Regions from separate parts of the Homo sapiens genome. Here region 2 is linked to region 1. The links are chromatin loops, found by intact Hi-C in ENCODE. Cell type or tissue: psoas muscle. All regions are shown on one strand.

Region 1 (2,500 bases):
ATATGTCAAAACTTACCAAATTGTACACTGTAAATATGTTTATGTATAAGTGCTTATTGTATGTGAATTATACCTAAATAAAGCCATGTAAAAAGGGAGGGGGGAAGAAGTAGCTTTTTATTTGATTGCATGTGATGTGTAAAGCACTTGGTTAGGCGCTTTACATGCAATATGTTATTTAATACTGATGACAACCCATGAAGTAGGTATTACAATCACCCCCTTCATACAAACTAGGAAATTGAGGCTTAGAGAGTAACTTGACCAAGGTCCAAGTCTCATATACTACATAACAGGAGTAAGACTCAAATCTTACGTAACAGTATTTATACTTTAACCTGACTTCCATATTTCCATATAAGATACAAGTAAAGACTTGACTATGTGGAAAAGTAATACAGTCAATATTGTAAAGTTGTCCATTTCCACCAAACTAACTTAAAAATTTATCAAAATCCCATTATGATTTTTCTCTTTCTTTTTCTTTCTTTCTTGTTTTTCTTTCTTTTCTTTCTTTTTTCCTTCCTTCCTTCCCTTCCTTCCCTTTCTTTTCCTTTCCTTTCTTATTTCCTTCCTTCCTTCCCTTTTTTCCTTTCCTTTCTTATTTCCTTCCTTCCTTTTCCTTTCCTTTCTTATTTCCTTCCCTCCCTTCCTTCCTTCCTTCGTGTTTTGTTTTGAGATAGAATCTTGCTTTGTCACCCAGACTAGAGTGCAATGGGGGTGATCATGGTTCACTGCAGCCTTGACCTCCTCCTGCCTCAGCTTCCCAAGAAGCTGGAACCACAGGTGTATGCCACTATGCTGGGCTAATTTTATTTTTCTAGAAATTGGGACTCCCTGTGTTGCCCAGTCTAGTCTCCAATTCCTGAGCTCAAGTGATCCTCCTACCTCAGCCTCCCAAAGTGCTAGGATTACAGGTGTGTGCCACCACACCAGGCCCCCTTTATGATTTCTATAATAAAACATTTTAAAAAATCCAAATTGATTTTGCAACTATTACTCTTTCTTCTTAGAATGCCATTTTTTGCCTGCTTTCCCCCATCTCTTTCCCCCCACCCCAGAGTAAAGAAATTACTCTTTATTCTGCTGGACTCAAAAGTCATCTCACCTAGGAAGCTTCTCCCACTGATATGGTTTGGCTCTGTGTCCCCACCCAAATCTCATCTTGAATTGTACTTCCATAATTCCTACATGTTGTGGGAAGGACCTGGTGGGATATAATTTGAATCATGGGAGATAATTTGAATCATGGGGGCGATTTCCCCCATACTGTTCTCATGGTAGTAAATAAGTCTCAAGAGATCTGATGGTTTTATCAGGGGTTTCCACACTTTTGCATCTTCCTCATTTTCTCTTGCTGCTGCCATGTAAGAAGTGCCTTTCACCTCCCGCCATGACTCTGAGGCCTCCCCAGCCATGTGGAACTGTAAGTCCAAATACAGTTCTTCTGTATTTCTTCCCAGTCTTGGGTATGTCTTTATCAGCAGCATGAAAATGGACTAATACAGTAAATTGGTACCAGTAGAGTGGGGCGTTGCTGAAAAGGTACCCAAAAATGTGGAAGCAACTTTGGAACTGGTTATCAGGCAGAGGTTGGAACAGTTTGGAGGGCTCGGAAGAAGACAGGAAAGTGTGGGAAAGTTTGGAGCCTCCTAGAGACTTGTTGAATGACTTTGACAAAAATGCTGATCGTGATATTAACAATAAGGTCCAGGCTGAGGTGGTCTCAGATAGAGATGAGGAACTTGTTGGGAACTGGAGCAAAAGTGACTCTCGTTATATTTTAGCAGAGACTGCCAGCATTTTGCCCCTGCCCTGGAGATTTGTGGAGCTTTGAACTTGAGAGAGATGATTTAGGGTATCTGGTGGAAGAAATTTCTAAACAGCAAAGTATTCAAGAGGTGTCTTGGGTGCTGTTAAAGGTATTCAGTTTTATCAGGGAAGCAGAGCATAATAGTTTGGAAAATTTGTAGCCTGACAATGTGACAGAAAAGAAAATCCCATTTTCAGAGGAGAAAGTCAAGCTGTCTGCAGAAATTTGCATAAGTAATGAGGAGCCAAATGTTAATCGCCAAGACAATGGGGAAAATGTTTCCAGGGCATGTGAGAGGTCTTCACAGCAGCTCTTCCCATCACAGGCCTGGAGGCCTTGGAGGAAAATATGGTTTCATGGGCTGGACCAAGGGTCCTCGTGCGTGTACAGCCTAGGAACTTGGTGCCCTGTGTCTCAGCTGCTCCAGCTGTGGCTGAAAGGGGCCAATGTGGAGCTTGGGCTGTGGTTTCAGAGGGTGCAAGCCCCAAGCCTTGGCAGCTTCCACGTGGTTTTGAGCCTGCAAGTGCACAGAAGTAAAGAATTGGGGTTTGGGAACCTCCACCTAGATTTCAGAGGATGTATGGAAATGCCTGGATGCCCAGGCAAAAGTTTGCTGCAGGGGTGGGGTCCTCATGGAGAACCTCTGCTAAGGCCGTACAGAAAGGAAATGTGGGGTCAGAGCCCCCA
Region 2 (2,500 bases), 650 kb after region 1:
ATCCTTCCGAGCTGGTCTATAGCAAAGTTGTTTCACTTCTCAATTGTTCCCATTTAACCCATTTGTGAGACACAGGCTGGGGGTGGGGCGCAGGGGGAGGTGGCAGAGTTAAATTTCCAAGGGAAAACTAGAAACCCTGAATCAAAACTGGGAGGAAGTTTCAAGATCACCTGGCTCAAACAGCTCATACTTCTGAGGGAAACTGAGTCAAGGAGGGGCAAGAGCTCAAGACTCCACTGGTAGAACTGAAACAAGAAATAAGATCTCCTTGGTTAATCTAAACCTCTTTCAACTATAGTCTGAAAAGTCCAGCATATCATTTCCTAAAATCCAGAATGAAGGTAATTTTCCTTCTAGAAAACGAGGGTGTAGGTACTAGCTCAGCTTAGGATTCGGTGAGGAAGGGGCACTGTGGTGAAGAGGGAAGACGTGGAATCCAGCAGATAGTTACATGAAATACACGTACCCCTCACAGTAACACTTCTATTAAAGGCTGAAGAAATAGAGCTCCCACATTTTAAGTAATGACACCATAAAATTTGTTCCCTAAACACCATCACATTCAGCCCAGATGGGGAAGCCAAGGCTCAGGGAAGGGACAGGAGCTGAGTGAAGGTCACACACAGTCTGGTGAAGGGTGGGATTAGGGGCTAGGCCTCAGAAGTCTGAGCCAGCTCTCTCCCTGGCGCTGGGTCAGACCATCAGCAATCCCCGTCCTGAGGCTGATGGCCAGCCTTCAACTTAGGACCTCGTCTCAGCTTTCCCCACTGAGAGTCAGCTGTTCTTTCAGGCCATTTTGGTGCCAGGCTGATATTGCATTCCTCTCCTTGGCCCCAGAGCCAGGGACATGCTCACTGCTTGGGCTGGTAAGGGGACCCTTCCCACTGCCTGAGCCATTCTTCGCAGAATGATTTCTGTGTAGTAACTCAGAGGACAGCTGGTTTGAGGGCTGGCAGGCGAGGCTTTGAGTCAGGCCTGGCTAGTTGGTGAGGATCACCTGCCTTCCAGGAGGGCTTGGGTTTTACTGCCGTCTTGCCACGTGCCATAGGAGGACATGCTGAACTCTCCCCATGACTTAAGGGCAGGGCTCAGGCTGCCTGGGGAAGGCAGGGAGAGAACCTGAGAGCAATCCAGGCAGCGTCCCTTTCCTGGGGGTGTCATCAGGGCATGTAGCATGGAGGCAGCAGTGCCAGCTCCTGTCCTCAGGCAAAGGGGAACAGGCAGTCTTGGCCTTGGAACTCCCAGTTCCAGACCCACTTCCAGCAGGTGCTGGCTAGTGAGGCCTGTCTAGAAAAGCAGCAGACCAACTTGGCACCAGGCGAAGTTGTGGGAGATGCTCTTCCCCACAGAAAGAGTCAAAGCGTCAGAAAGTAACACCCTGCCATGACCCAGATCCCCCAGCTTCAGGGGCCGAAGAACCCCAAAGATCTTCTCACCCACACTCCTCATGGCACAGGAGAGAAAATGGAGGCACCGAGAGAGGAAAGCGCTTGCCCAAGGTCACACAAAAACTTAGAGCAGGGCTGAAATCCAGTCCCGCTGTCTGATCCAGTTCTTAACCCACAAAATGCTTTCAAAGCGTAGAGTGATACACCTCACTCAGAAGCCCAAAGTCCCATGAGGAGAACATCTCTAGGAGCCACCAGGTGCCCCTAGCAGGATGAAAAATAAGAGCAGTTGCCTTTTTTTTTTTTTTTTTTTTTTTTTTTGAGACAGAGTCTCGTTCCATCACCCAGGCTGGAGGGCAGTGGTGCAAACTCAGTGCAACCTCCACCTCCCTGGTTCAAGTTATTCTCATGCCTCAGCCTCCCAAGTAGCTGGGATTACAGGCGTGCACCACCACACCCAGCTAATTTTTGTGTGTGTGTGTATTTTTGCAATATAAATGTGGGTTTTCACCATGTTGGCCAGGTTGGTCTCAAACTCCTGACCTTAAGTGATCTGCCTGGCTTGGCCTCCCAAAGTGCTGGGATTACAGGAATGAGCCCCTGCACCTGGCCAAGGGCAGCTGCCCTTTACAGAGCCACATTACACAAAGCACTTATGCATCACCTTTTTACTTTCAAAAATCCTATAAGGTAGTGCAATTACTATCATCAGCTTATGTGAAAATAAACCCAAAAGCCCTACTGGAGCCTCGCTAGCCATTCCTTGTTCTTGTTTTCCCTTGGCTCTGTCAAAACCAACCAAGGGGCTGGCAAAGCTGGCCATTTCTAGAAGATCCTTGGAGCAGGAGGTAAAAGGGCTATAAACAGAATTCCAGGTAACCAAAGTCTAGAGGGCCAGAATATGGACTCTGCAAAACACCATGTCCAAACACATAAGGGGAACGGTCTGTAAATGTCCAACACTCTCCCTACAAGTGGCTCACTCCGTGACCAGCACAGGGCCAGGTGGATTGATCTGAACAGGAGCCTCCCAGAGAAGCAGGCCCACGGTAACCCTGCCCCTCAATTTCTGTTCCATCTCACTGCTGACTCCTCCTCCTTCTCCTCCTCCT

The links. Hi-C counts contacts between places; a loop is a spot of excess contacts. Peaks named below come from ENCODE experiments on the same cell type or tissue, not always from the same donor. Only the 100,000 strongest peaks of a DNase experiment are listed, where the experiment ranks them.
Region 2: it touches region 1 in a loop (8-fold over the local background); 9 of 110 quality-filtered maps call a loop at or near these places.

What each region holds. Positions count from the first base shown.
Region 1 is chr9:99,901,702-99,904,201 of GRCh38, reverse strand. The region is part of intron 1 of STX17-DT (STX17 divergent transcript); the gene reads left to right. Among named protein-coding and RNA genes, the nearest start is that of STX17-DT, 3.6 kb to the left of the region's middle. In psoas muscle, no CTCF peak of the experiment used is centred here; no DNase peak of the experiment used is centred here.
Region 2 is chr9:99,256,635-99,259,134 of GRCh38, reverse strand. No RefSeq gene overlaps it. Among named protein-coding and RNA genes, the nearest start is that of SEC61B, 36 kb to the right of the region's middle. In psoas muscle, no CTCF peak of the experiment used is centred here; a DNase peak (open chromatin) is centred at 1,064; H3K4me3 peaks cover 702 bases; H3K27ac peaks cover 2,305 bases.